2 separate regions of the Homo sapiens genome follow, and region 1 is linked to region 2. A link is a loop called in an ENCODE intact Hi-C map of the cell type or tissue named here. Cell type or tissue: heart left ventricle. All regions are shown on one strand. Links, peaks and the distances in the headings refer to the core of each region. The heading gives the core; the rest is flanking DNA.

Region 1 (15,970 bases), core at 7,803-11,802, 97 kb before region 2:
GGGCTGTACGGGGAGCAGAGTTTGATGAGTGAAGAAGGGGTGGAGTAGGATAAAAACCACAGCAAAGAGCTCTCAAAGCGCGTCTGTCTTTCCCCAGGCCATAGTCCATGATGTCACCACCATGTGGTCACTGGGCTAGAAGCCTTGGCACCATCATTGACTCTTGCTTTTCCCTCCCCGCCATGCCTGGCCTGTCACTGAGGCCAGTGGTGTCTCCTTCTCATGTGCTCCTTGCCTCCCTGTCCCCTCTTGTCTATCTCTTCTGCCACATCTGCACAGTAGCCAGGGTGTCCTGTTTGGCCAGAAGAAATGCAAATAGATGGCCGGGCGTGGTGGCTCACACCTGTAATCTCAGCACTTTGGGAGGCCAAGGCAGGCGGATCACGAGGTCAAAAGGTAAGAGACCACCCTGGCTAACACAGTGAAACCCCGTCTCTATTAAATATACAAAAACAAAATTAGCCAGGCGTGGTGGTGGGCACCTGTAGTCCCAGCTACTCGGGAGGCTGAGGCAGGAGAATGGTGTGAACCCGGGAGGTGGAGCTTGCAGCTAGCCAAGATCGCGCCACTGCACACCAGCCTGGGCGACAGAGCAAGACTCCTTCTCAAAAAAAAAAAAAAAAAAAAGAAATGCAAATAGATGAGCCTGTTTTTGGACGTCTACTAGATACTTGGCACTATGCTAGACGCTGAAATAGATTACCTTTAACTTTCATCACGTTTCTGGGAGGTAAGGCAGTGTTATTCCCACTTGGAGATGAAGAAGCCGGTGTTGTTCCCTCTATGTTGAAGGCTCCTCAGGATTTTGAAGAGGGAAGGATGAGGAGCCATGGTCATGTGTGCTTCTTCCCATCTCTGGAACTGGTCTTGGGCAAGTTCCTAGGGTTGATGGATTGCAGCAAGTCCTGAAACTCAGCTGCTTAGAGACAGAGCTTGTGTGCTGAATTTAATGAGCAAGCTCTCTCCAGCCAGCTGGAGACGAAACCTTTCAGGAGATCTGGAAGGTCCGTGAAGGGAGGTTTTATTTCCCTGGGCAACTCTAGGTGCATTTTTACTCAGTGGGCCCCAGAGGAGAGACTCGAGCAAAATATTTTTTTTTTGTCCCAACTGCTTGTGAAATGGAGAATATTTTTAGCAGATTTGAAAGCTTTGGAGACAGATCCCATTACTCAGTGCCCTGCTCAGAGCAAGCACTCAATAAACCTTTGTTGAACGTGGCTGAATGTTCCTCATTGGTACAAAGATCCTCCAGTGAATGTGTGCATTAGAGGAGTGGATGAAGATGTCAGCCGGCCTGACCGTAAAAAGGCATCTTTACAGCTCCATAAAAAGGAACATGGACAATAGCTAGAATGTCATCCATGAGCACAATAAATATTTCCCCGAAGTTCTTTGCCCATCAGGAAACCACATCACACACACTTTTAAAACCAGTGGACTTTAAGTAAAATGCCAGCTATTTATTGGAACTGATCGGTTTTACAATTAACCAAAGTGCACAACAATCATGTCCACCTTGATTGATGTATGGGGCTTTAGTGAATGACAGAAAGGAGAGAGAGATCGAGGTTTTAAGCAGTGCCCAAACGCAGTCACTTTGGCTTCACAATACTGTCCGTTGCATGCATTTTAAAAAGGGAACACCTCTAGGATGCTGTGGTTCCTTTCTTCAGTCATTCAGCCAGCACTGGCTGAGCACCTGCTTGTGCTGGGCACAGTGCTGGAGACTCAGAGTTGAGAAGACAGAAGTCCCACCCCCAAGATGCACACAGCCTAGTGGCAGGTGGGCAGTGGTGATGGAGTGTCCGGCGTGCTGTGAGGGAGGCATGCCCAGGCCATCACGAGAGGACACAGCGAGCAGCAAGACGTGACTTGGGTGGGCAGGGAAGAGTTCGGGAAAACTAGGGGATTCTAGAAGGATGATTCAAAGAACAGGAAGGGAGACGGGCCTCTGGGCCCAAGCAAAGACACAGGGTTATTGGAGGACTGGGGTTGCAGGTGGCTGGAGGAATGATGGGGAGGCTGGGGCAGCAGCTGGGGTGGGCGGGGTTTCTCATGCCTGTCAAGGAGTCAGCATATCATCCTAACTGCTGCCTTAAGGGGTAATCTCTCTGTAACTCTCTAACTCAGAGAATGTGGTGACTCAATTTCTCCTGATACTCTACCTAATACTTTTATTACTTTAGTGAAGTCTGTGCAGCCGAAAACGCATAGAATGAATAGCACATTCTGGCAACATCAGGCTAACCAAACTCATCACTTTCACGGCAAATGTGAAGCCTAACTTCCTGGCTTCCTGAAATGATCTCCCCACCTTATTGTAAAGAACAGAGGCAGAGAAAGTTGCGCCCTCTCTCCCTGTGTGTGACCTTTGTAATCAAGTGTCACCTGGGCAAAAGTGGCCTCTGGTGAAAGACTTACTTGGAGAAGTTGGAAAGCTGGAAGCCTGGGGAGATGGTGCTTGGGAGTGAGGTCATACTCATTGCCACCAGGTCCCTTGTCTTTTTGTTGGAAGATGGCCAGGCTTTGCCAAGAGCTGATTGTTGAGGGCTTTGAGCGTTGGCTTAGGGCGCTTGTTTCCTCACTGCTGATGAAGGAAGGATCCCTGGGCATCCGGCTCTGCCCAGGGGCTACTCCAAGAGGCACTATGTCCTTAATTGACTTCAGAGGGCAGTGTTCCCAGTACCACTGGGTTTGGGATTGTCTCCAGCCATGGGCACACTAGCTGGCTCCGCCGCCTCTCCCTGGGGAGAAGGGGAAGTTTGCTTTCCCAAGCCTGGGTTCCACTGCCTTGCACCCATCCTCCGCCTGCCCCTACCACCTCGAGTAAGCTTTTTAGGACAGCATATCCACAGTGAGCCATGCCGAGTGTACAGCCTCAGGTATTTGAGGGTGAGACAACCTTAGATTCACAGTATTTACGGATGATACCAGCTACTGGCCACCGCTTCTTGGCTGGACTCAGCATTAAATAGCAAGCTCTAGGCTAGCCCTGGCAAGCAAGGAATTCTAGAACATTGGAGCTGTATGGGCCACTAAGGCTGCTCCCCAGAATCTGGTAACGCAGCCAGTGTGGCACATGGGCAGACAGCTGATGCTGTCTCATCCTGCGATGAAGGAAAACTGTCCTCACATGGAACAGAAATCTGTCTCCCTGAGGTTACAAATCAGTGGCCCTCAGACCCTTATCCTGGCATTTTCAAGATCATGTAACAAGCCTATCCTTTGTCACAAGGATTATTATTTAGAGTTTATGTTTTTGTGGAGTTGATGGTTATAAAGGATACCCTTTTAAATATGTGATAAATTCCCTTTCTTCTTCCTTAGGTCAAATAGCACAGCCTTCTTCATACATTCTTTAAATGGAAAACTTTTCCTTTCCACAGAGCCCACAGTCTCAGATACAATCTTTTCTTCCTATTTATTTATTTTTATTTTTTTCAGATGGAGTCTCGCTCTGTCGCCCAGGCTGCAGTGCAATGGCATGATCTCCGCTCACTGCAACCTCCGCCTCCCAGGTTCAAGCAATTCTCCCACCACAGCCTCCCAAGTAGCTGGGATTACAGGTGCCTGCCACCACGCCCAGCTAATTTTTTTTTTTTTTTTTTTTTTTGTATTTTTAGTAGAGACAGAGTTTCGCCATGTTGGCCAGGCAGGTCTGGAACTCCAGACCTCAGGTGATCCACCCGTCTTGGCCTCCCAAAATGTTGAGATTACAGGCATGAGCCACCGTGCCTGCCTGTATTTATAAAAGTAATATATGCTTGGAGAAAATTGGGTAATAAAATTCAAAGAAGAAAAATACACCCAGTTCATTGGGCAGTGCTGTCCGCCAGGTTGCTGAACCTGCAACGGCATCCCAGTCCTGTAGCACTCCAGGTCCCCTGAGTTATTCAAATTCAGCCCAGTGCAATGCTTCAGTCTCAAACTCAATTTAAACCGCACCTCCTCGCCCTCCTCTGCAGAGACTGGATCTGGGACCTCTGGCCTGGAAGACAGGCCCGCTGGCCAACCCCTCCCTGGAAGGCAGCCCCTCCAGCATGTTGGGGCCACAGCAGGGAGGGAAGAGTGAGGACTTTCCTGTGTTCCCTCGATGCTGTCACCTTCTTTTCTCCCTGGGTGTCGGAGCCCCCTGTGTGCCAGGCCTGCGAAGGTTGGGGATCTCGTGAGGCACATAGGGCTAAATGGGTTAGTTGAGGAGAGCTGCAGAGCTCCCCAGGTGCCATTCCCCAATATTCTAGATAAAGTTCTAGTTCTGCAGGACCTTTATGTAAAAAATTATTTTTAATAATAATTATACGTATTTGTGGGTTATAAGTGATGTTTTGGTACCTGTATACATTGTGGAATAATTAAATCATACTAATGAACATATCCATCACATCAATGTGGTAAGAACATTTAAAATCTACTATTTGGGCAATTTTGAAATTTACAACACATGATTAACTGTATTAGTCTGTTTTCATGCTGCTGATAAAGACATACTTGAGACTGGGCAATTTACAAAAGAAAGAGGTTTAAGGGACTCATAGTTCCACGTGACTGGGGAGGCCTCACAATTATGGCGGAAGGTGAAAGGCACGTCTCACATGGTGGAAGACAAGAGAAGAGGGCTCGTGCAGGGAAACTCTCCTTTATAAAACCATCAGATCTCATGAGACTCACAGGAAAGACCTGCCCCCATGATTCAATGACCTCCCACCAGCTCCCTCCCACAACATATGGGAATTGTGGGAGCTACAATTCAAGACGAGATTTGGGTGGGGACACAGCCAAACCATATCATTAACTATAGTCACCCTGCTGTGCAATCCATCTCTAAAGCCCCTTCTGTCTAACGGAAACTTTGTACTCTTTGACCAACATCTCCCCGTTCCCACCCTGCCCCTCCAGCCCCTGGTAAGCATTATACTCTCTACTTCTATGAGTTCAACTTTTTCACATTCCACATATCAGTGACATCATGCAGTATTTGTCCTTCTTTGCCTGGCTTATTTTACTTTGCATAATATCCTCCAGTTTCATCCATGTTGTTGCAAATGACAAAACGTTCTTCTTTTTAATGGCTGAATAGTATTCCATTGTGAATATATACCACATTTTAAAAATCCAGTCCTCTGATGGACACTTAGGTTGATTCTTTTATCTAAAGACAAAAGATAAGTGTTGTTGAGGATGTGGAGAAACGGGAACCCTTGCCCACTGTTGGTGGGAATGTAAATTAGTAAAGCCACTATGGAAAAGAGTATGGAGGTTCCTCAAAAAACCAGAACTACCATAGGATCCAGCAACCCCACTTCTGGGTATATATCCAAAGGAATTGAAATCAGTATCAAATCATAGATATCTACACTCCCACGTTGATTGCAGCATTATTTACAAGAGCCAAGTGATTTTTTGACTCTCTTGACAACTCTCCTATAGCCTCAGATCTGTCCTCCTGCTGCTGGGGTTTCCCTGCCCAGTGGGCTGCCACCTAGGGAAAGATCCCAGCCACCCTCACAGGTGTCGTTGCGCCCAGAGGAAACACATGCATTCTCGCTGTGGCAAATGGCAGGAGCCCATGCAGCCCACTGTGTCTCATTAAAGCTGTCAGTGTCTTTTGGGGAGCCATCAAATTCAGAGTGCTAGGACTTAATTAGAATTTAATTAGGATCTTTGTAGCCTGTTATTGAGATGGATTTATTCTTTTTTTTGCTATGTCCTTTTTAATGTTTTGTTATTAGTACTGCGCTAGATTGATAAAATAGACTGGATTGTATTCCATCTTTTTCCACACTTTGGAACAGTTTTTATAATATGAGAATAATCTGTTCCATGAACATTTGAAAGAATGTGCTGTGGCAACAATCTGACTCAAAAGCCTTTTTCAGGGGAGGCAGTTCTTTAAACCTGGTTTGCTTTCTTTCATTCCTGTTAGTCAACACAAATTTTTGTGCTTCTCTCCTTTTTTTTTTTTTTTTTTTTGAGACAGAGTCTCACTCTGTTGCCCAGGCTGGAGTGCAGTGGCGCGATCTCAGCTCGCTGCAACCCTTGCCTCCCGGGTTCAAGCAATTCTCCTGCCTCAGCCTCCCAAGTAGCTGGGGTTACAGGTGCGCCACCACACCTGGCTAATTTTTGTATTTTTAGTAGAGATGGGGTTTCGCCCTATCGGCCAGGCTGGTCTCCAACTCCTGACCTCAGGTGATCTGACCGCCTCGGCCTCCCAAAGTGCTGGGATTACAGGTGTGAGCCACTGTGCCTAGCCTTTGTGCTTCTCTTTGAGACAAACTTAGTAATTTGTGTCTCCAGTGACAACTTATACAGGGCTTGCTGGTCAGACTGGCTTCAGCTATTTATGAGTTCTGCATAGCCTCGCCCTGTCTGCCTGTCTGTCTGTCTGTCTGTCTGAGCTCCTTGGCACCCAGGAGGCAGAGATGGGGAACAAAGAGAACATGAGGAGCAGCAGTCTACTCCTCTCCTTTCTTTTGAGCTGGACATATTGAAAGAGGAATCATTTTGTTGGGCGCGGTGGCTCACGCCTATAATCCTAGCACTTTGGGAGGCCAAGGTGGGTGGATCACTTGAGGTCAGGAGTTCGAGAACAGCCTGGCCAACATGGCAAAACCCCATCTCTACAAAAATTAGTCAGGCATGGTGGCAGGCCCCTGTAATACCAGCTGCTTAGGAGGCTGACGCAGGAGAATCGCTGGAACCCGGGAGGCGGGGGTTGCAGTGAGCCGAGATCACGGCACTACACTCCAGCCTGGGCAACAAAGCAAGACTCCATCTCAATAAATAAATAAATAAAACCATTTCCTTCTCTCTCTCTCTCTCCTTTTTGTACACACTTTGTTCTCTGGATTGATGGAAATTCATGTTATGTCATGTGCTGGTTCATAGTGCTCAGATTGAGGATTTCTGAATAGACATGAACTTGGATCCTGACTTTGCTTTGAGTTGTTTTCTAGCCCCCTCTTCTGCCCCCAACATCACTTACCATGACAAATGCTGGCACCTGGATCCTTGTGGAAGTCCTCACCCTGGAGAAAGGAGAGACTATCTGGCTCAGCCCCACAGGGGGGAGAGAGACCTCAGCTGGAAAGATGTGGACATGTCTGTCCCGGGGGAAGAGGTTAAAGGGCAGAGGGGATGTATGAATAACTCTTCTTTTTCCACTTATGAATATGCTCTGCCCAAACTGCTCATGATGTTAGACATGTCCACCTTCCATCCGACATAAGTGAGGGGGCCCTATCGGCACCTCCCTCCCGGATGTGATGGAATGCTTTGGAAACCATTAATCCTGGTGTCAGCAGGAGCCTATGGAGGAACTTGTAGTTAATATCCCCCACGAGCCAGGGAACGGGCTGAGAGGCAGACAGCTTACTTCCTTCTCCCTTTCGGCAGCAGAGTCATGGGCTGGCTCAGCAGGTCCGAGTTAGATCATTGGCAGAACCGGCTGGTGCCAACCTTTAAATTTTAGGGCTGCCTCTTCTATCCTGGTCAAGAGCTTCATTTGTTACATAATCATGTGTCTGTAGCTGCCCCATGGCCTCATAAAATGTGCAGCTTAACGGGGACGTTTTCTTCTTGCCTGAAGCTTTGGCCGTGGGGCCTTCAGTCCAGCCACAGCTGGCCTGAGCTGGGGACAATGACAGTTCACAGGATTCCATGTGCTCTCCCACTTCTCTGCTCATAAGTTTTCCCCATAAACCCAACTTTTTTAAAAAATGAGGATGACTCATATAAAGATATGATTTGTACCAGATTGGTTTGTAAATGCAACATAATCCCAAATAATTTTTTTATAATTTTTTTTAAAAATTTACCGTCTTTACCATTTTTAAGCCTACAGTTCAGTGGTGACTAATACATTCATATTCTTTCTCTCCCTTCATGCCTCCTTCCTCCTCCCCTTCCAGCCTCTGCTAACCACCAATCTACGCTGTCTCATGATACAGGTATGTGTGTCCTTTGCATGGCAATGCTAATATTGTTGCCACCACCTTCTCATACCAGTCTGACATTAATTCCTGCCCTTTAGTGACTGTGAGTTCCAGTCTTGAATGGGCATAGAATTTGTCACAGCGATAGCTAACAATTAGTGTTACTACATGCTGGGCACCATGCTAAGAGTTTTGTATGTATTAACTCACTTATGTAGGTCGGTGAAATTATCTTTTTTTTTCTATGCAGTTCACTTTTCTTTCCCCCAGAAAAGGAACCGAGGCACAGCGAGGTTAATAATTTTTTCAAGGTCACACAGCTATAAATGGCGAGACCAGGATTCAAACCTAGGCAGTCTTCCTTTAAAGGCATTAAACTCTATGCTGGTGATGAGCAGGTGGGTAGAGAAAAGGTTCAGGGATAAAAATAAAGTGGTTTCTTACATTTATTCCAAGATTTTAGCAGGTCAGCTGTGAGTACCAAACTTTCAGTGCTATGAGTGTCTGGGTGTTTTGGCTGGTTTGCTTGCTTTCTCTGTGTTCCTAGGTGTGCAAGTGGGAAGAGGGGGTGGGACACATCCTGCAGAGAGACCTGCCGTGCTCCCCACTGGAGACTGCAGCCTCCACTTCCCACAATCCCTTGCATCTTTGTCTCTAGTCTGTGGCCTGGCTTCCCCCAAGAAGACGTGTCTCATGAGATGTGGAAGGAGAGGGTGAACAGCATTAAGTGACACTGTTTCCACTGCTTCTGTGTGCTCGAGGAAGTGTTGGGTTTTCCTGTGACAACCGCAGCAGAGGTCCCAGCAGTGGGGAGGTGAGGGAGTTAGAGCAGGCTGTCTGGTGGCCCTGGTGCCAGCAGGTGAGACAGCGACCTCCTCATTACCTGGCTTCTCAATCAGGACCAAGGCAGCAGCTTGTCATTTGGGAGTCATTCCTGGAAGCTTAGCTCTGAGCCTACTCTACAGCCATTCCATCAGCTTTGCAAGGACGTAGGTCACTGTATTAAGTCCTTTTCTGTGTAAACTAGGTAGAGTGTTTCATGCTATTTGCAATTGAACCTGGTGATACAATAGGTTTTTGTTATTCGTGGTATTTAATGAGAGGTTTTTTTTCCTTTTTTTTAAAAAAAAAACATGATTGGTTCAGATTGAGCTCATGGTAAACTAAAGCCATCAGCTTTCTTTTCCCATAAATGTTCTTAGGATAGTCACCCCCATTGTGGGTGCATGCGATCCACCGAAGTTGCTTGCCCTGAGTCCATCAACCCAGCAGGTGAGGTCCTTTTGAGTTACTGTCTCAAAACGATGAAAACCACATTGTTCTCACTGCCAAAACCTTGTCCCATTGCTCCATGATGCTGTCTCCAGCTGGGTTTCTGCCAAGAGTTTTCTTGGCTTGTTCTCTGCTCCTGGAAAGGAACAGCCTGTCCTCCAGTGCTCTGGCCTCCTGGGGAGCCCATCAATGCCTCCACCTTCCTCTCTGTGTCTCTTGGAGGACCCCGGGGTTACTGCTCTGACACCCTTCCTCTCCCCCTCTTCTGAGGGCAGTCGTCCAAATTCCTCCAGGATCTGGCCTAGAAACACTTGCTCAGCAGCACATGGGCAGGGCCATTAGGTACAGTCGGGGTGCGCTGTCCCGCAAGGATTCCACTTAGAAGGGTGTCCATGCAGACTTGTTTCATGCTCAGACCTCCCAGTGGAGTGTGTGTGAGAAGTTTCACTATCACTGTATGCTTTTTAAACTGCAGCTGATAACCCTTTACTAGGGAAAAAAACTGATTTAGAGGACTGTGCCGCATTGACTATATAGAAGTTTGTTGTACATAGGAAAGGTTAATATTGTCTGGAGCATCTTTTGCTAGTTGTATGTGTATCAGTTAAGGTTCCACCAGGGAAACAGAACCAGTAGGAAATATAAATGAATAAATAATCATATATAAAACTTTTTTTTTTTTTTGAGGTGGAGTCTCTCTCTGTTGCCCAGGCTGGAGTGCAGTGGCATGATCTCGGCTCACTGCAACCTCCACCTCCCGGGTTCAAACGATTCTTCTGCCTCAGCCTCCCAAGTAGCTGGGATTACAGGTGTGTGCTACCATGCCTGGCTGATTTTTGTATTTTTAGTATAGATGGGGTTTCACCATGTTGGCCAGGCTGGTCTTGAACTCCTGACCTCAAGTGATCCGCCTGTGTCGGCCTCCCAAAGTACTGGGATTAAAGGTGTGAGCCAGCATGCCCAGCCTAAAACTCTTTCTATCTTAAAAAATATGTATGTGTGCATCTCCAAAAAAATTTACAGCAAGGAATTGGCTTGCCTTATTCTGGGATTGGCCAGTCAAGTCCAAAGTCCACAGGGCAGGAAGGAAGGGCAGCAGAAACTTTCCAGCACAAGTTGATGCTATCCCCAGGGAGAATTTCTTCTATTTCAGGGAAGCCTCTATTCTGCTCTTAAGACCTTTCAACTGATTCCACCAGGCCTGCCCATATTATCTAGGATAATCTTCTTTACTGAAAGTCAACTCACTATAGACTTTATATCACATCTCCAGAATACCTTCCCAGCTACACCCAGCGTAGTGTTTGACCAAATGGCTGGGCAGTAGCCCAGCCATGTTGACACATAAAACTGACCATCACAATATGTGTGTTTATGCACTGAGTCAGGATTAAAAATGAATTTCTGACTGTAAAATATAATTTAAAGAGCTCAGGAGGAAGTCATCTCCTCCTTGTGCCCTCTGTTTTGGAAGCAGACATATTCAGATCTGCCCCTTTCCCTCTGTCATTCGCTCCAGGTTTTTTTATTTTAATTCTTAGAGATATTCCAGCTTCCTCCAAGGGTATAAAGTCGGCCTTATGGAGCGGGGGCACTTGACACACCGGTCACAGGGCTGGGCCACACTGGAAACCAGGGGGTTCTCCCAGCCGAGCTCCAAGAAGGATTCTCGTGGTGGTGTGTGCACAAAAGGAAGAATCTGCTTTCTGTGTATTCCGAGTGAATCCTGAAATTCCAATAAGCAAAGTCCTACAGGAAACAGCAATGCGTAGTCCCTAAGTGGAAAAGCTCACAGTCACACAAAACTTCCAGTCCTATGTCAGAAAATCTCTAAGGAACCAATCTGAGTAGGCTACGAAGAGTGTTGCCTCCTCCCTGCAGTTTCTCATCACTCCTTCTACTGTCCGGGTTTCCTGGGTTGTTTTATAAAGGCACAGCTGACTCATAATTCCCAAGCTGAAGCTACTTCTAGGGAAGGAATATACGACATCCTGGATAAACAAAGAAGTCATACATTGTTAATGTACAGAATAGGAAAGCCATGTAGGTGGAGCATCTTCAAATTATGTGTCTTCCTGAGGGAGCAAATCATTCTATAAACACTGGTGAGCCAGGCCACATTCGAGGGGCTGGGGATATAAAGGTGACCAAGATGTGCCTACAAGGAGAAAGACAGCTGTGGACTGAATGCTTGCATCTCCCCCAAATTCACATGTTGAAACTAATCCCCAAAGTAATGGTATTAGGCAGTGGGGCCTTTGGAAGGTGATTAGGTCACAAGGGCAATAGCCGTCATGAATGAGATTAGTGCCTTATGAAAGAGGCTCCAGGGAGCTGCCTTACCCCTTCTACTACATGAGGATGCAGCAAGAAGACACCATCTATGAACCAGAAAGCTGACCCTAAACCCCACAAGACACTGAGTTTGCCGGTGCCTTGATCTTGGACTTCCCAGCCTCTAGAGTTGTGAAAAATTAATTTCTGCTGCTTACACCCAGCTAATTTTTTGTATTTTTAGTAGAGATGAGGTTTCACCATGTTGGCCAGGCTGGTCTCGAACTTCTGACCTCAGATGATCTGCTTGCCTTGGCCTCCTGGAGTGCTGGGATTACAGGCATGAGCCACCACACCTGGCCTATAAGCAATTATTTTTAACCCGTGTCATGTCTGTAAGTACACTTGAAAGTTGTGCAGAACAGTTTGTCCATGAAGACATGTGACATCTCTGTCTCCTGGCCGCTAAATGCCATTAGCCCTGTGGCCCTGATATGGTTTGGATCTGTGTCCCCATCCAAACCTCATGTTCAGTTGTCATCCCCAGTGTTGTAGGTGGGGCCTGGTGGGAGGTGATTGGACCATGAGGGTGGATTTCTCATGAATGGCTTAGCACCATCTCCTCTGTGCTATTCTCCGCAACAGTGAGTGAGTTCTCACGGAATCTGGTCGTTTAGAAGGGTGTGGCGTCTCCCCCATCTCTCTCTCTTGCTCCTGCTCCAGCCATGTGAGAAGAAAGCTCCCCCTTTGCCTTCCACCATGACTGGAAGCTTCCTGAAGTCTCCCCAGAAGCAGAAGCTAATATGATTCCTGTACAGCCTGCAGAACCATGAGCCAATTAAAATTCTTTTCTCTATAAATTACCTAGTCTTAGGTATTTCTTTTTTTTTTTTTTTTTTGAGACGGAGTCTCGCTCTGTCTCCCAGGCTGGAGTGCAGTGGCGCAATCTCGGCTCACTGCAAGCTCCGTTTCCCAGGTTCACGCAATCCTCCTGTCTCAGCCTCTCGAGTAGCTGGGACTACAGGCGCCCACCACCATGCCTGGCTAATTTTTTTTGTATTTTTAGTAGAGACGGGGTTTCACTATGTTAGCCAGGATGGTCTCAATCTCCTGACCTCGTGATCCGCCCTCCTCGGCCTCCCAAAGTGCTGGGATTACAGGCGTGAGCCACCGCGCCTGGCTAGTCTTAGGTATTTCTTTATAGCAATGCAGGAATGGTCTAATACACCTTCTTTCATCATTATGACAATGAAAAAACTCCCACATTTCTAGTATGTCCCTTGTTATGAGTTTCTGCCCTTGTTGAGAACAACTGCTCTGGATGGGCACACAAAGCATCTAGACAGGACTGATTATGGACTCAAGATCTAAAAAAGAAAATGATACGATCTTTTAGTGAGAGAAAGTAGATAAAACAGATAATAGGGAATGAGAGGGCAAATTATGAATATTTATTGATACCACATATTAATTAGAATGTTTTGGGCTGCAAGTAAAGAACATTCATTTAGAGCAGGCTTGAACAATAAAGAAAGGCATTGTGGCACAAATAGGATGTTGAGAAGTACAGAGTGTGACCAACTGACTCTGGGCAAACTCTGGAGCCGGACTAGCTAGGTTTGCACCCTAGACCCACCATTTACCAGCTAGTTATATTGACTTAGGCAAGTTACTTAACTTTTCTCTGTTTTGGTTTTATCATCTGCACAATGGGATTAGAAGTATATCCACCTCATAGGTCTAAGTGATTTAATATAAAAGTACAAGTGCTTCAGATCAGTGCTTGTATTTTTCGTATTTTTAGTAGAGATTTTGTATTTTTAGTAGAGATGGGGTTTCACAATGTTGGCCAGGCTGGTCTTGAACTCCTGACCTCAGTTGCTCTGCCCACCTCAGCCTCCCAAAGTGCTGGCATTACAGGTGTGAGCCACTGTGCCTGGCCGATTATAAGCATTTCTTTTTTTTTTTTTTTGAGACAGAGTCTTGCTCTGTCGCCCAGGCTGGAGTGCAATGGTGCGATCTCGGCTCACTGCAAGCTCCGCCTTCTGGGTTCACGCCATTCTCCTGCCTCAGCCTCCTGAGTAGCTGGGACTACAGGGGCCCGCCACCACATCCGGCCAATTTTTTGTATTTTTAGTAGAGACAGGGTTTCACCGTGTTAGCCAGGATGGTCTCTATCTCCCGATCGTGATCTACCCACCTTGGCCTCCCAAAGTGCTGGGATTACAGGCATGAGCCACCGCGCCCGGCCCATTATAAGCATTTCTAAACGTACATAAGGAAGATTTAAAAAGTCCTGCTATGTGCTCAAAGGGCACAGGCCGGGTGGGGAAACAAATGAGGTGAGAGATCCTGCACTCAAGCCGTGGTGTTTTTTTTTTTTTTTTTTTTATACTTTAAGTTCTAGAGTACATGTGCACAACGTGCAGGTTTGTTACATATGTATACATGTACCATGTTGGTGTGCTGCACCCATTCGCTCGTCATTTACATTAGGTATTTCTCCTAATTCTATCCCTCCCCCCTCCCCCGACCCAAGCCGTGGTTCTTAAAGCATCTGAGCTCGAAGACCAGCTTTAACACTTCCAGTCCTTGGTGGACAGTTCTATGGTCCTCACACATGACTAGTTGCAGCTAGGAGGGCCTCTGCTGGGAGTTCAATGCGCAAACTGGTCTACACCCTGTTCAATGAGCTGGGCACGTTGATGGGATGCTTAGGTACTGTGGCAATTTGAAAGTGCTATGCAAGTTCCTGAATTCTTATCCTCAATTTGTGGGCCAGTTAGAACAGGTCGCAGCAGCACTGGTCCAATGTTCCTTTAAGTAACCTTGCACTAGGGAAACTTCTAGCGAATTTGTACCCCTATAGTTTTCTTCCAGTTTCTTTCTTACACACAGACTCTTTTCTTCTAGAGGGGTTCCAAGTGACTTCGTCCCCTCCTGGGCTCAGCTGTGGCTTCTGAGCTCTCCAGCAAAGCCAGGCTCCCATTGAGAGACAAATCCAGAGCCTTGTGGACAGGTGCTTGGCAGGCACCCTGCCTGCAGGGCCACGCCCTCCTGCACAGCCATGCGTAGCCTCAGCTCCAGTTCCCTGACCTCCATGGACGCTCCGACACTCGGCAAAGAGACCAGTCAGGGGACCAGGGAAAGAGGCAGAGTGGGGAGCTTCCGGGCCCTCAGGCAAGCAGCGGCTAGGTGAGGACAGTTACCAAAATGGTAATCATAGCCAGGGGCTGGAAAACCTTTCTTGAGATGTAGCAGTCAAACCACATAGTTGTTAAATGACCATAACTATGTCTTAAATAATCAGTTCAGCTGGTCTCTATTTAACATAATAGCTGCCTATTAAACCTAGATTAAGTACAGAGTTCAACATCTCTAGGACACAGAAACCCCAAAATGACTGCCAAACCCAGAATGAAACCTCTGGCTGGAAGGAGCCGCAAATGTGTCCACCTGGCCTGGGTGTGTTCTGGTCTGGAGAATGCGGAGTCCGCATCCCACTGCCCAGCTGTCTGTGCTTGAAGAATAATATTTCCCAGGGCTGGGGCAGGGCGGGGGACAAGCTTTGGAATACATTTCAATCCTGATTATATCTCACGACTGCTTTAGTCTTGTAGACATTTCTGAACATGTCAGAAATACAGAAACACCTCCAAGAAGCACTGTGAGGCCTGTATGGCCTCGAATATACCAGATGATGGCAAATTCTGCCTCTTCTTTCTAGCCCCATTCCCCTGGCGTAGAAAGGTCCTTACCTACACTCAGGGCTGCAGTAAGAGCCCCCCACCCTTCTTCCATCCTCTATCCTGCCACTATTCACTGATTTATTCATCCATTCACTCACTTGGCCGGGCGCGGTTGCTCACGCCTGTAATCCCAGCACTTTGAGAGGCTGAGGCGGCTGGATCACGAGGTCAGGAGATCAAGACCACCCTGGCTAACATGATGAAACCACATCTCTACTAAAAAAATACAAGAAATTACCGGGCGTGGTGGCGGGCACCTGTAGTCCCAGCTACTCGGGAGGCTGAGGCAAGAGAATGGCGCGAACCCGGGAGGCAGAGCTTGCAGTGAGCCGAGATCGCGCCACTGCACTCCAGCCTGGGCAACAGAGCGAGACTCCGTCTCAAAAAAAAAAAAAACCAAAACAAAGAACATCCATTCACTCACTCATTCATTCATTCCAGAAATAATTTCTGTGTACCCACTATGTGCTGAACACTCAGGTAGCAAGACAGTGGCAGCAAAAACAGACCCCCAAGGGCTGATATTTTGGTGGGAGAGGCTGCCACTGTTCAGAGTGGTCTTTCTAAAAGGCAGTCTGTCCCCTGTTCTCTCAGCCTCCAGGAATAAAAGGTCCTGTTTATCTCTCTTTGCTTATTTCATGCCTCCGCCTTCTTCCTTTGGGAGCCAGCCCGTACATCCAGTAAGTGATGTTCCTCAGCTCCTTCTGGGGACCACCTGCATAAACATTACCTGGGATGGTAGTT
Region 2 (15,970 bases), core at 5,202-9,201:
AGAGAGGGAGAGAGAGAGAATGTGTGTGTGTGTGTGTGTGTGTGTGTGTGTGTGTCTGAGTGCGTGTTTGTCTGAGATGTGTGTATGTTAATTATTAGCCCAGGCCAGGCGCAGTGGCTAACGCCTGTAATCCCAACCCTTTGGGAGGCTGAGGTGGGTGGATCACCGGAGGTCAGGAGTTTGAGACCAGCCTGGGCAACATGGTGAAACCCTGTCTCTACTAAAATATAAAAAATTAGCCAAATTAGTCAGGTGTAGTTGTGGGCACTTGTAATCCCAGCTACTCAGGAGGCTGAGGCACGAGAATTGCTTGAACCTGAGAGGCAGAGGTTGCAGTGAACCGAGATAGCGCCACTGCACTCCAGCCTGGGCAACAGAGTGAGATTCTGTCTCCAAAAATAATAATAATAATAATGATGATGATGAGCCCAGATTGTGGTCAGTTTAAGAGATGAAAGTGAGGAAACAGAATTTTACTTGTTTGGCCACAGAATATTATCTGGGCATATTTGAGAGGAATGAGGAGATAATTTTCTTTTTTAAAAAATGTTTTAGTTGACAAAAAATTGTATATGTTTATTGCATACATGTTGCTTTAAAATATGTATACATTGTGGAGTGGCTCCACTGAGCCCCTTAAGATAGGCATTACCTCACATGCACATCATATTTTTATGGTGAGACTTAATATCTACTCTCTTAGCAATTTTCAGGAGTAAAATACGTTGTTATTAATATAGTCACCATGTTGTGCAATAGAACTGTTGAACTTTTTGCTCCTAATAGAAATTTTATTTTTATTATTCCTAATAGAAATTTTATTTTTATTATTCCTAATAGAAATTTTATTTTTATTATTCCTAATAGAAATTTTGTACCCTTTAACCAACATCTCTCCAAACCTCTCCCTCCCGGCAGCCCCTCGTAACCACCATCCTGCGCTGTACTTTCATGCCTTCAGCTTTTTAGATTCCACATGTAAGTGAGATCACGCGGTGTTTGTGTTTCTGTGCTTGGCTTATTTCCCTTAACTTAAGGTCCTCAGGTTCGCATGTGGAGGAGACAGTTTTCTAATCTTTAATCCTTTGCTTTGTGGAGTGTTTCCAGTCGCCTGAGTGGTTTTCCATGCATTTGCCATTCCGTCTCTTCTTACACTCGGGCAGATATTATCATCATCATGACAGTTTTTAGAGCGGGGACTGAGACTCAGAGAGGTAAAGCCTGTTGTCCAAGACCACGCAGAGGACCAGGATGTTGGAATCTGCCCTTCCTTGCCACTATTTGCTGCATGGCCAGTGTATGCTGGGCACTTTTCTAGGTGCCAGAGGGCACTGAGCTGAGTCTGGTGTTGGGAGGGGTGGGTCTGCGGCCCTCTCCTCCCACACCTGTGGGTTCTCTTCTTGCGCCGAGTGGGGCAGAGGAGATCCGGCTGAGGCAGCACTAGGCGCAGCCCCCACACTGCCTGCGGGGTGGCGGTGGGGATCTGGTGGCTTCTCTCTGTGGTTGTGCAGGTCTTGATGGCTTCTGTACCCAGAGCTCCTGCCCTGGACAGCAGGGGCTCGGAGCTGCCCATTCCCATTGTAAGGAGGCTCCTCTCTATGCTGGAGGGTACTGTCTGGAGGTGTTTGCCTCACTCTCTCCGCTGTGTTAACTGAAAGGCAGGGTGCAGATGCGTGCGGAATCTGGGCAGCCTTGGACGCCCGCCCTTGAACTCAAAGTACGCACACCTTCCTCTTCCAACTTGGACGCCGGCTCCCTGGGTTCATCTTGGCCTTGGCCCTGTCCTTCTCAGGTCTAGTTCATTTCTTTTTGCTATCAGGCTGCAACTCCCATCCAAGGAAGGCTGGGCAGAATCCAATAATGAGTAGATTTCACTGACGGTTAGATTGATTGTCTAATCTGGTTGTCATGGGGGCCAGCAGAGACAACAGCATTGAGTCTTCCAGCGCTGAGGACAAATAGGTCAGAAGCATGCTCTTGGGTGGCCCCTCAGCCTGTCTATCTCTAAGAGACCAAAAGACTCGGTATTTTGCAGCCACCTGGGGTTATGGCAAGGATGATGTCAGGTCCCCGAGGGGGTCTCTGAATGGCCCTTCTGCTCTTGATTTATGAAAAGCATTCTGGCACATGCTTTTCCTCTCTCTGTCTGTTGTCAGACAGCCTGAGGAATCCACTCCCTTCATCCCCGTCCTGTCTCGAATCTCAGCAACACTCTGGGAGGTCTCTCAGTGGCTCCTTCCTAGGTTTCACAATCAAGTCTTTATTCCAGGCAATTTATTTCCAACCTAGATACCAACAGCACACGTTGGGATGACTATAAAGCTGACTGCAAGGACATCTCAGCCAGGCCCAGGCAGTGGATGGAAGTCTTAGGATGGAAGTGTGAGAGTTAAGAAATGATGTATTTCAATTGGAACATTTTTCAGATGGGGAAATGGAGGCATAAAAGGGGGAGGCATGTGGCCTGAGACTCTTACAGGCATGGGACACGTCCTTTTCTGGATCCTGCAGCCCAGTCTTTTCTCCACATCCCAGGGACTTGCTACTCTTCATAACATCTCCTGTGTTCACAGCAGCATACGTGTACCTGCTGCTGTCGTCATTTGTGATAACTGCACACCGCTGGCCGCAGCCCGGCTCAGAGAGACTCATGACCTGATTCTGAGGGACTGGTAGGAGCAGACGCTGTGGAGCGTGTTTGCAAGGGGCCAGGCTCTCCTCTGTGTGCGGTGAATTCAGTTGCTCCTCGTGACTCCCGTGAGGAAGGCATTGCTATTATCCCCATGTCACAGACGAGGACTCTCTGGCACACGAAGGGAGAAGAGTTTGGTCCACATCACACACCCCAGAGTGGCAGAACCAGGATAGGAACCCACACAGTCGGGCTTTGACAAGGTGTTCTTAGCTTCTATGTGATGTGGCTTCCGAGTCAGCTCAGCTGGTGTTCCTGAATCAGGTCTATTGCGAAGGAGCATGTAAGGTTCCAGGAGAGTGCAGGAGGTCTGTCTCATTTTGGAAAGGCCGAGCGACAGGAAAAACCACATAAAACCCTTGCTGATTTTTCTGCTTCTGTTACACCGAGTGTGGGTGCGTTGTGCTCTGTACAAAATAATGGTTTTTGTCAGACAGGGACGAGCCGCTGATGGAGGAACACCTTTCCTCCTAGGCTCTCCCTGCGTCAGGCGCAGCCTCGTCATCCTGCCCTGCCCAGTAATTTAGAAGAATAGCAGTAATGATGACAGCCAAAGCCAGCTGGATCCTCAGGGAGAGTCCTAGGAGGCAAACTATAATTATCTAAATTAGACTCTGAGGGGGACTTAAGTTTTACAACCTGTTGTTCTCTGCCACAGAGAGGAGTGTTGCTAATGTCTCTTTTTGCTGAAAGTGTGCCTTACAATGGAGTGTCTCACGGCTGATGTTCATATGGAAACAATGACACTTGCTTTTCTTTCTTTTTTGCCAAAACCCATTCAAAGAGTTCACTGTATCTCAGTGAAGGTTGAGAGGACTTCTAGAAACTTCCAGAAACTTACGAAAGTTTCCATGTTTGTGAAATGAATGTTTTGCCTTTTTCCTAAATTACATTCCCATCAAGAAGCAAGTAGTTCTTGCATATTCTTCCATCTCAAAGTAATCACTCACCTATTTCACCAGGCTGTTTTTTTGGAGTCTCAACTGGCAAATTTCTACAAAGTGCTCTTCTTCACAAGACTTCCTGTTACCTCAGGACCAGAGGTAACCATGAAGCTGAGGGCGGTGGGGCAGCCTCACTAGTGAAATGACTCCCTCCCGCTCACAAGCCTTCCATGGGGCTCACGCCACACCTCAGCAACATTACAAATGCCGACCTAAGTAACACGGGGGTTGACTTCAGACATTGTGGTCAGGCCGACTTGTGTTTAAACCTAGGCTTTGACACCGGTCGATCGTTCAGCCACATGCAGGTTACCTAAGCATGTCCCACGTGGCACAAAGCAGTTGCCTGAACGCCACACTGGGAGGCTTGTCTTAACTTTATCCTGGCTTCCACCTGCACTCGCCGTGATTCTGAGGGCTACTGACCCCAGCCTGGTGCTGCGTTTGGGCTCAAAAAATTGCAATGCTGTCAAGCTGCAGAATCTCTATTGCCCAACAGATACTGTTGTCTTGCCAAATAATTTTTAGTAATTTTCCACCCATCCCCCTTTATGTAATTTTCCATTTCCCCATAGCCCCTCTAGTCTGTTTTTTTTTTATTCCCTCCTTTCACTTCCCCATAATCCCTTTTAGTTCCCTCTCTGTTCTCCCTTTAGAAACCTCCATACCTTTGTCCTAGCTGGATTTGAGCTCAGTTATATTGGAGTCTCTTTCCTCTAAGGCAGTAGACTGAACAAAATGTTTTGCCGCCTTTAATGTGTGTCTGGCACTGGCATTGATGAAGGCTTAGCTTCTGCACCTGTAACATGAACAGGTGAGTATCTCTTCTTCTAACTAGGCACTACTTAGTGATATAATAACAGTAACATGTTCTGGGCCATGAGGATTTATTTCCCAAAGTAGAAACCACATTGGTTAAATGTGCAAATATCAATGCTGTACTGAGTTGAAAAGACACCCCAAGCCGGGCACGGTGGCTCATGCCTGTAATCCCAGCACTTTGGGAGGCCAAGGCTGGTGGATCACCTGAGGTCAGGAGTTCAAGGCCAGCCTGGCCAACATGGTGAAACCCCGTCTCTACTAAAAATACAAAAATTAGCCGGGTATAGTGGTGTGCACCTGGAATCCCAGTTACTTGGGAGGCTGAGGCAGGAGAATCGCTTGAACCCAGGAGGCGGAGGTTGCAGTGAGCCAAGATCGAGCCACTACACTCCAGCCTGGGTGACAGAGCAAGACTCTAAGAAAAAAAAAAAAGACACCCCAAATACTCACAAGCGAAGTGACACTTGAAAGAATCTTCACATTTACAGGCTGAAGAAGAGAAACAAGGGAATCTTAAAAGTGAGAGGGCCGGGTGTGGTGGCTCACGCCTGTAATCCCAGCACTTTGGGAGGCCAAGGCAGGCAGATCACGAGGTCAGGAGATCAAGACCATCCTGGCTAACACAGTGAAACCCCGTCTCTACTAAAAATACAAAAAATTAGCCGGGCGTGGTGGCGGGTGCCTGTAGTCCCAGCTACTGGGAAGGCTGAGGCAGGAGAATGGCGTGGACCCGGGAGGCGGAGCTTGCAGTGAGCCGAGATCGCGCCACTGCACTCCAGCCTGGACAACAGAGCGAGACTCCATCTCAAAAAAAAAAAAAAAGTGAGAACAGCGACAGTACATGCAAGGCAGAGTTGTGGATGGAAGAGTGGACTTTGGTAACAGAAAAGAGGCAGGCAAGGTTGGGATTAAAAGGGCCCTGTGTATCAGTGTGAGGTGCTTGCATTCCATCTTTAGGGCAACAGGAGAGCTTAAGCCACAAGGCGAGTTTTGCTTACTAGGTGGTGCTAATAGGAAGAGCCAAACCATAAGGCAGAAAAGAGGTGGATTTGCTTACATTGATATTAAGGATTTCTGGTCCAGTCCCTGGACAGAGTTTATAATAGATGACAGAAATGGGAGAAGGTCTTTACTCAGGAAAATCCTCAAATCCACAGGAAAAAAAGATGGCAACTTCTAACAAAATGGGAAAAGGATAGAATGAGGCAATTTTTAGCAGAAAAACCTCCCATCTCAAATAATAAACACATGATGAGGTGCTTAATATCTTAGTAATCAGATGAAAATTAAACAGCCACAAGCTACCACTTTACATCTGTTAGACTATATCTTTATTAGAAAGCTGGATAGTGCCAAGTGTGGTGGGAGATCCAGGAGCCTCCCCTCACTGCTACGAGGAGACTGGATTGGAGAGCATGCGAATTGAGTATTGCCTACCCAAAGAGGCTACATCAACCCGGATCCTCGAACAAAGATGTTCTTTGCTGTGTCATTTGTAGAAGTATGGAATTCTCTCTCAGCTAAGAGATGAGGCTGACAAAGTGCTGTGGATGCACATGAAGTTTGACGCATCAATTACAGGAAACAGATCAGCCAGCCAACAGCGACATCGCTGGATCTCAACAACGCAGTGTTAGTGAGAACTCTAGGAAGCAAAATGAATTATCTATGCCATTTACATAGATTAGAGATACACCCATACAAATATATACAGCTTTTAAGGAATATGTGCAAAAAGCACTCTATTAAAGAGAATGAAGGTTGCCCAGAGGCAGGGGGAGGGGAAAGGGAGTGAGGGGATGGAGCTTGAATCTGGGGAGGGGAAAGGGAGTGAGGGGATGGAGCTTGAAGACAATAAATAAATAATAAGAGTAAAACCTTGCATGGTTACAGCTCTCAGACTGAGGAGTATGAAGATTTTAGCCTTTGGCACTGAGGTTAAACAAAAGCCATCATTTTGAGGGAAAGGACTACCTTTGTTTATGTACTTTATTGGGGTCTGGAAGGATGCCACATATGCTTAAATAATTAAGAATTTTTTTAATAATCCCATATAATGTTTATCATGTTTTCAAAGCTCCTTCCCATAGGTGGATCAATTTGATTGTTACAATGACTATATAAATGAGTTCGTGGGGATATTTTTAGAAAATGAGGAAGCTGAGCCCATAGGGGCAAAGTGACTTGCCTAGGGTCACACAGCTGGGAAGTGTGACTCACCCCTTGGACTCTTAACCCTTGTCCAAGGTCTCAGGTCCCCAGGAATTATCACTACATCAAATGGAAAATCATTGCTCCTTTAAGGAAATTGAAATGATAAATGTCGTTTGCCTTGGATTTTTTTCACATGGACTTTTCTGTTTTCACTGCTTTTGTTGTGCTTAGATTTTGTTTTTGTCATTGTTAGGGGAGAAATTTTGCTACTTGTGTATCATGTCAATGGCTGTTAGCACTACAGCATAAAGTCCGTTAATGGGTTTAACAGAACTAATAGCAGCTATTTTTAATTTAAAAGTGTCTGTATGTATTTTTCTTATTTCAAACATAACTTATACTCCATTGGAACTCTCTTTTTTTCACCTTCCAGAGATAACCGCTGGTAAGAGTTTGGCTTATATTCTTCTACATTTTTTTCCCCACAAGAAACTGAAATTTGAATTTTCTTCTACAAGTGAGAAAAAAAAAAAGTAAAATCTCTAACTGTCTTAGTGATGATAATTCTGAGAAGACAGGCCCATTGAGCCAAGTAGGAGGATAGGTTTCCTGAGGATGGAGATGCAGAAATAGTTGACTTTGCCTTCACGAAGCATCCTGACATTTTTAGATGTGGCTACACTCTGTGGGCCGGAAGTCGAATTCCCTGGAGGGCTAGAGCTCTCAGTATTTTGGACATATGTGAAGTCAGCACAGGGGGCAGGCGGTAAGTTAACTTGAAGAGAATTCCAGTTACAAATTTAGCTCAGCTTCTAAAAAACACTCCCATCGAAGAGAGATTCCTGGTTGCTGTGGAACTGCGTCCCCTGTGGGATTTTCCTTGTGGAGTTAACTAGACACAGTTGTTACTAGGTAGCGGGACAACAGATTTGCTTAAGATCTCTTCGATTTTGACAGTTTGATGATGGGTGACTTATGTGGTATTGTGGACATCTGTTGGCTTTATATTTTGCCTGCCAAGCATCCATACTTTCTTTTTTCTGGTATCCATACTCAATTTTTCTTCTGGTTCACCACCTATACCGGGTTGAATAATGCCTCCCTCCCCACCCCAATTCATGTCTACTCGGAAGCTCAGCATGTGACTTTATTTGGAAATAAGAGTCTTTGTGGATATAGCTAGGATGAGGTCATCCTGGATTAGGGGGGGTCCTAAGTTCAAGGACTGGTGTTACCATGAGAAGACACAGAGAAGGAAGGAGAGGCAGAGACTGGAATGAAATAACTGGAAGGGAAAGAACACGGAGGATCGGGATTGTCAGCGCCTCCAGGAGCTAGGAGAGAGGCCTGGAACGGGCTCTGCCTCAGAACCTCCAGCAGGAACCAACTCTTTGGACACCTTGATGTTGGGCTTCTGGCCTCCAGGACTGGGAGAAGATGCATTTCTGTTGTTTAAGTCCTCCAGTTTGTGGTATTTGTTATGGCAGCCCTAGCAAATTAATATACCTCCCATTTACCCTGTCAAAATGATCCGGGGGCTAGTCTCTGTTGTGCTGGGCTCCTATTAACTTCGGTAGGGAAGGCATTAGGTTCAGGAGGATGAGGAAGAGACCCAGAGTCCTCAAATGAGACATGGGGTTTTATTAGCAGGAAGCTTACATACACAGTGGTCCAGTGGTGGTGGGCTGGGCAGGAGAACCACAACTGCTTCCAAAAGCATGTGGTTTGTACAGCATTTTCACCTAGCACCCTCCCTGTAACAATCTCCACCTGGCAACCCTCGTTTAACTCAAAACAAAGGGCCTCAATGTCCTGCACGGGCCCTTTACGTTCCATGCGTCAGGCTGGGGGCTCAGAGGTTTCTCGTAGCTAAGGAATGGATAAGGGTTGGCCCCTCCCATTCCTTAGGATCCTTGGAACACTAACAAACATTCAGGTGCATCTGCCATGCAGGGTCATTCTCAGGGTATGCTCAAGTCATCACTGTCAGGTGCGTCTACCATACGGGCTCCCACCCCGCTTCCAGGATGGACATGTCACACAGAGCTGAGCAGGTTACTTAGGACAGACACATCACTTTGCGTGGGCCGATAAGAATTAGTCCTGGAACTCTTTGTGGATTGTTTGGCAAAGAGGATCTTTTTATGCCAGGTCAGCCAACCTGGAGCTGCTGGAGGTCATCTTTGTTACCACACTCAGAGAGCCTATCTGGGAATGAGGCCAATGCTAAGGAAAGCAGAACAAAAAGATGGAGACACATCCCTGACACTATCACTTAGGTACCTAGATCCAGCTGTGCCTGAACCCCGATGGAGTGTTCACTTAAGGGAGCCATAATATCCTGAAGTGAGAGTGGGGGTTTCTATCACTAGTAATGAAAGGATCCTTACTAGTAAGTGTGATTTGGAGACAAGCATTCATGCTCATGGTCATTGAATGATAATCCTCAGAAACTCCTAGTTGACCCTGTTGGATTAATGGTTGCATTTTCTCTGGAGAGATAAAAATGGAAAACCAACAGAAAAACAGGAAGCTAACATAGGAAAAGGAAACAAACATTTGAGTGCTCAGTCCTGTGCTAAGCAGTTGACTTAAAGTCCTCCCACCCTTTCCTTCCTTCCTTCCTTCCTCTTCCCAGCAACAAAACTTACATAAGTTTTGTTGTCCATAAGTTACAGAGGAGTGGCTTCAGACTCAGAGTGCGTTCAGGTCTGCTTGATTCTAAACCCACCTGCCCCATCACCTGGGGAAAGAATAATGTTGGTTCCTTACAGGGGGTCTTTCTCTCGCTTTGCTGAAGGCATTGCCTGGGATTAAACTCCAGCCCCGCCCTTCACCCACTCAGGAGCTTGGCTGCCTTGCACTCTATAGGGTAGATGCTGATTATTGCTCCATCTTGAGGAAGAGGAAACAGAGGTTCTGAGAGTTAAATACCTTTCTCAAGGCCATGCAGTCATGAATGGTCCAGAGAAGAATTCAAACCTGAGCCCTCCATATTCAAAGTGTGGTCCATGGACTAGTAGTCTGGAATCATCTAGAAGCTTGTTAGAAATGCAGAATCTCAGCCCCCTCCCCTCCACCTCCTGAATCCAATTCTGCATTAGAACGAGAGCTCCAGTGACTGGCGTGCACAAAGAAGTTTGAGAAGCCGTGGTGTAGCCCTTGCCATCCGGAGCACCAAAGTCTCCATGCGGTGGGGGACCTACATATGCCGTGTGCCCTGCTGCACTGGGATCCCTCACACCAGCTGGTTCATATTGTCAAAAGGGAAAAAGTCCCGGGTGAGAAGTGGTGAGCCCTTGCGCCGTCTCCATGGGGCTGGGAGAGTGGAGGCTTTGGCTCCTGAGGGGCTGCACTGAAGGCCTGCAGAACAGGAGGTTCATCTGGCTGTGCAGAGTTCACCCCAGCCCATCTCAGGCCTGCATCCTCACCACCTGGGCCCAGCTGGAGGGCCAGCTGCCTTTTCCACAAGGGATTATGCCCAGATAGCTTCCCACAGCAGCTCCGCGGATTCCTTGCTAACCCCCTCTGGGAACAAAGGGCTTGGAGAAGGTCCACAGTCCTTTTTGGAGAGTGGGATCAAAGTAAGAGCCACATCTGTCACAAGAAATGCGGGAACAGCCTCTTGCCAGGAGAGATGGGGAAACTCTTAGTCCCTGGCTGGGTTTGATACTTAATGGCTGGAGTGCTTTTCATGGCTGTTGGGTCAGTGGCTGCTGATGGTCATTGAAGTCAGCTGAACAGAGAGCTTTCCTCCTTGTGCCCATGGCCTCCTGAAGAGGCGTAGGTGCTGTTACTGGCTACAGCTGGAACAGACCGGGGAACCTGGGGTTAGAACACGGGGGAGACTGTCAACAGCTGGGCAGCTGGGGGGCCGCTGACACACCCAGGGCTTTCTGCCTCAGATGCCGGCTTCTGTTCTGAGACACTCTTGGATGTCACAGAGCAGTAGAACAGCTGAGCAAAAGGGGGCACTTCTCTGGATATTGACATTTTTGTGGATGATGGGGAGGGTCAAATAATTTTATTAAACCATTTAAGATTCAATTCTAACAAGCTCCCAGGGGAGGCTATTGCTGCTTTGCAAAGTGAGGGCCAGGGTGGTGCACACATCTAACTGCATGGTCCTGGAAAGCCACTTACTTCTCTCTTTGTTTTCTGTCCTGTCAAAGCGGGTGATAATAGCATCCCCAGGAGGGATGATGCGCAGCCCTCATACATCATCATCAGTGGTGCTCTGTTGCCCGGGCTCATATTGGGATCACCTGGGGGAACTTTAGACACTACTAAGGACTGGCTTCCTCTTCCCCAGACACTCTGATTTAGCTGTTGGAGGTGGGGGAGGCAGGGGCGTGGGGATGCTTGTGGCTTCTCAGGGGGCTTCTATGTGCAGTTGAGAACCACTCTCCTGAAGGCAGCTCTGGCCAAAGAAATGCAAGAATCCCCATCACTTTTGGAGTGTCGGAGACACTTTACGTCGGTGCTCCTCTAAGTATGTTCCATGGACCAGTGCTTCCTGAGAGCTATTTGTTAATGGGTTGGCAGGAGAAGTACGGAGATAGAGTGCTTAGGAATTTCCATAGCATCTCGATATTGCCAGACCTCTGAAGATGTGATCAGGGGCTCATCTCCCTGAATAGGTTGTAGACCAGCTCCAGGGCTGCCAGGCCCCTGTGGGGAGGTGCACAGTCAGGATGAGCTGCAAATGAGTCCTGTGCAGGGGAACACGTGTCATTGTGCCAAGGACTAGATACAGAAAAATCCACTGGTCTTTCATCTCACTACTTCCCTGTTATCTCCTGAAATCTCACAGTCACCTGAAGTAGGGTTTTGTGTTTTTTTTTTTTTTGAGACAGAGTCTCGCTCTGTCGCCCAGGCTAGAGTGCAGTGGCGTGATATCGGCTCACTGCAAGCTCCACCTCCCGGGTTCACGACATTCTCCTGCCTCAGCCTCCCGAGTAGCTGGGACTACAGGCACCCGCCAGCATGCCTGGCTAATTTTTTGTATTTTTAGTAGAGATGGGGTTTCACCATGTTAGCCAGGATGGTCTCGATCTCCTGACCTCATGATCCGCCCACCTTGGCCTCCCAAAGTGCTGAGATTACAAGTGTGAGCCACGATGCCTGGCCGAAGTAGGTATTTTCATGCTTATCTGCAGATGAGGAAACTGAGGCTTGGAAAGGTCAAGCCACCTGCTCAAGGCTAGGTGTCTCTAAACCAAGGTAGGGCAGGGCCTTGTGGGTATGTTACCAGTGTAGTCACGTAGGACTCCACACTCCAGGTGTAATGCCCTATGCTCACCATCTTGAAATTCTTAGTAATTTTATTTTTGAGTGTGTGTTTTGTAAGCAAAGTCCCATGGGACAATGGAGCATGCAGCAGGCTTGGAGCCTCGACTCCTGCCTGGGCCTGCCGCCCTATTTTGCACCTCCCCACTTACCCTGTAAGGGTTTTGCTTCCTCACTCCCTCCTGGCAACTGCTGCCACCCCCATCTTCAGGGGCCCTGGATCAGGATGCCAGCCTGGCAGGCATGCCCCATGCACAGAGCCATGAGGCAGGCCCTGGGCAACTATGAGGGACTGCACCTGCCACACAGGTGAATCCCATGCCCGAGGGGGCACACCATTAAATAGCAAATAAAAATACCATGACAGCTTGAGAGAGAGACTGTAGAGAAAGGAAGAACTCTTTCCCTGCTTTTTTTTTGAACAAAGGGTTTTGCATTTTCATTTCGCATCAAACTCTGCAAGTAATGTAGTTGGCTCTGCATATGGCCAGGATTTTTTTTTTTTTTTTTTTTTTTTTTGAGACAGAGTCTCACTCTTCCCCAGGCTGGAGTGCAGTGGCATGATCTCAGCTCACTGCAACTTCTGCCTCCCCAGTTCAAGCGATTCTCCCGCCTCAGCCTCCCGAGTAGCTGGGATTACAGGCAAGTGCCACCACGCCCAGCTAATTTTTGTACTTTTAGTAAAGATGGGGCCAGGTGAGTCTCAAACTCCTGACCTCTGGTGATCTACCCACCTCAGCCTCCCAAAGTGCTGGGATTACAGGCATGAGCCACTGCGCCTGGCAGGGCCAGAACAGCCCTCATGGGCCATGCTCTGTTTTCTCCCTCTGTACCTGATTGCTCTGTTGTCCAAGGACTGCATGGCCCACTGCTACATGAAAGAGGCCAAATGACAGTTTCTTCTGGTAGGAAAAGTCATGGATTTGAATTGGTTTTTTAAAGTCCCTGAACCTGGCTGTGCTTGGTCAGTGCAGGTGGAACTTGGGCCTCTCCGCGTGCTAGACTCTAGGATCTTCAGGAGGGAATTGCTTCGTTATGCCAGCTAGTCTCACATCAGACTCTGGTTTGGGGGATTAGAGGTTCATTCTTTTGTAAAGAGAACAGTGCTTGAGACCCTGTGGCCCTGAATCAGGCAGACCTGGGTTCAAATCCCAGCTCTGCCACTTCTTTTATTTTTCTTTTATTTTTTATTTTTGAGACGGAGTCTCGCTCTGTCGCCCAGGTTGGAGTGCAGTGGCGCGATCTTGGCTCACTGCAAGCTCCGCCTCCCAGGTTCACGCCATTCTCCTGCCTCAGCCTCCTGAGTAGCTGGGACTACAGGCGCCCACCACCACGCCCGGCTAATTTTTTTGTATTTTTAGTAGAGACGGGGTTTCACTGTGTTAGCCAGGATGGTTTCGATCTCCTGACCTCGTGACCCGCCCGCCTTGGCCTCCCAATGTGCTGGGATTACAGGAGTGAGCCACCGCGCCCAGCCCCAGCTCTGCTACTTCTTAACCATGTAGTATGGGACAGATCTCTTAACTCAAGACTCGGTTCTTAAATGCTGTAAAATGAATCTCCTTCGTGGGGGGTGTAGTGAGACTACGAACAGCTAGAGAACTGCTGCTTAGGCCTGGATACTTGACTTGTGGTTTGTAGCCCAGCAGCATCAGCATCACTTGAGAATTTATTAGAAGTGCAAATTCTTAGGACTTAGCCCAGATTTTCTGAACCAGAATCATTTAACAAGATTCCCATATGATTTGTGTGCACATTAATGTCTGAAAAGCGCTATTCTCAGGGATCTTCCAGAAGAATGAATTTCAATGTTGGAGTCCATCATATAGATCCATATTTAAAGACTTCTGGAGACAAAGGAATTCTCAGGTGTCCTACCTTAGCTTAAGGTTGGCAAACTCCTATTTATCCTTCAAAACCTTTCTCAGTATTTTCCCCTTGGTTATACCTTGCCTGATTGTTGAGATAGTCAATCATCATTCTCTTCTCCTCACTACTTCATCACATACAAACATCTAATAACTGCATGTATCACATTGCCTGATGAACGCCTTGTACAGGTGAGTCTCATCTCATAGGCTGTGAATTTCTGTGAATAGCAGCCCAGCAGTGAGGATGATGATGATGGCAATAGCTGAGATGAAATACGTCAGCTCACCTACGGGGTGTGACAACAGGACTTGAGAGCAGAGTTGGCTTGTGGTCACCCCGGACCCCCATGTACCCAGATCTGCTTGGCACAATGAGGTCTTCAGAAAAGTTTGTTGAGCTGAATTGATAGACAAATGTCTCCCTCCTCCTTGATTCTCTCACATCCATGTAGGAGAAGTGTAGGGAAGGTGTTGACATGCTTTATTTTTTCTCAGAAGCTCATGTCTGGGTCCCAGCTTAGCTGAATATTTCTTCATTTGCTGAGAGGAACATTCCTCCCCCACTGGCTTTGAAGTATTTCTGAGGGGCGGCTGCCAAGTTTCATCACCTCCCCTGGCAATCTGAGGACCTTCCTCATCATGTTCTCATGTGCAATGCATCCTGTCCACTGTCTTCCCCACTTTTCCTTTCTAGAAAACCAGATGGTAGTCTGGGCTGCTCACCCCATCAAGAAAGCCATGTATGGCCAGGCGTGGTGGCTCACGCCTATAATCCCAGCACTTTGGGAGGCCGAGGTGGGCAGATCAACCTGAGGTCAGGAATTCGAGACCAGCCTGGCCAACATGGTGAAACCCTGTCTCTACTAAAAATACAAAAATTAGCCGGGCATGGTGGCGGGTGCCTGTAATCCCAGCTACTTAGGGGCCTGAGGCAGGAGAATTGCTTGAACCTGGGAGGCGGAGTGGGGAGCTGAGATCACCCCATTGCACTCCAGCCTGGGCAACAAAGTGAGACTCCGTCTCAAAAAAAAAAAAAGATGTCAGACACAGACCCTCCTCCTCTAGAAAACTGGACGCATGCGAAGCAGGGATCTCAGAGTCGAGCTGCATCCGAATCCCCTGGAGAGCTTGTAACACACAGATTCCAAGGGCCTCACTCTGCTCCGGGAGTCTCTAATTCAGTATGTCTGGGGTGGGGCTCCCAGGTGCTGCTGCTGGCCCAGGACCCACTTAGAGAACCACTAGTGTAAACTATCCCAAGACAATGATAAGTGAGTTCGTCTGGCTTAGAGGAGAGGTGTAACTCAGGAGGGAGAAACCGGGCCTGCCTGAGAGGTCAACTGAAGAAGCTCCACGCGGGGAGGGATGCCTCAGTGGAGGCTTCTAACCTGACCAGAAATTCACGGGAGGACAGGGATGAAGGGGTTTTTGGCAGAGAGAACAGCTACGCCGTGGCTCAGAGGCAGAAAACCACGTGGCTGTTGTTTTGCATTTAGATCTAGCTGTCTAAGAGAGGAAACCAAATAAATGATTTAAATGAAGGCTAACTTCTCTTTCGTAGAGAAGTCTAAAAGCAAGCAATTCAGGGCTGCTATAGAAGCATTTTTTTTTTCTCTCTCGCTCTGCTTTTCCATTCTAGGCATATGACTTCTATCCTCAAAGTCACAAGATGGCTGCTGGAGTTCCAGTCAGGATGTCTGTACAGTAAGTGTGATTTGGAGACAAGCATTCATGCTCATGGTTTCACTTTATCCATGGTTTCACTTTCCACAACTTCTAGTTAACCTGCAGTCAACTGCAGTCCAAAAATATTAAATGGAAAATTCCAGAAATAAACAATTCATAAGTTTTAAATGGTGCACTCTTCTGAGTGGCACGATGAAATCTCATGCCATCCCGCTCCATCCCAATGCTGTATACACTGTCTGTTAGTCACTTAGTGGTCTTGGTTATCGGATCAACTAATGTGGTATTGTGCTTGTGGTATAATTCTTAAAAGTGCAAGAGTAGTGATAGTGACATATTGTTATAATTGTTCTATTTTTTATTAGTTATTGTTAATTTCTTACTGTGCCTAATTTATGAATTAAACTTTTTTTTTTTTTCCCCAGACGGAGTCTTGCTCTGTCACCCAGACTGGAGTGCAATGGCACGATCTTGGCTCACTGTAAGCTCTGCCTCCCGGGTTCACACCATTC

The links. Peaks named below come from ENCODE experiments on the same cell type or tissue, not always from the same donor. Only the 100,000 strongest peaks of a DNase experiment are listed, where the experiment ranks them.
Region 1: a loop joins it to region 2, with 6 times the contacts of the local background. A loop is called at or near these places in 2 of 110 quality-filtered maps.

Annotation. Positions count from the first base shown.
Region 1 is chr15:93,143,759-93,159,728 of GRCh38, forward strand. All of the region lies in intron 4 of LOC101927025 (a long non-coding RNA gene), which reads left to right. Among named protein-coding and RNA genes, the nearest start is that of RGMA, 63 kb to the left of the region's middle. In heart left ventricle, for the core only: no CTCF peak of the experiment used is centred there; a DNase peak (open chromatin) is centred at 9,433.
Region 2 is chr15:93,243,762-93,259,731 of GRCh38, forward strand. LOC105370982 (a long non-coding RNA gene) reads left to right here. Exons shown (of 7, transcript XR_007064770.1): 5 at 15,412-15,476. Among named protein-coding and RNA genes, the nearest start is that of RGMA, 160 kb to the left of the region's middle. RefSeq lists enhancers at 1,003-1,512, 1,513-2,020, 9,457-9,958, 9,959-10,458. In heart left ventricle, for the core only: a CTCF peak has its summit at 7,470; no DNase peak of the experiment used is centred there; H3K27ac peaks cover 1,070 bases.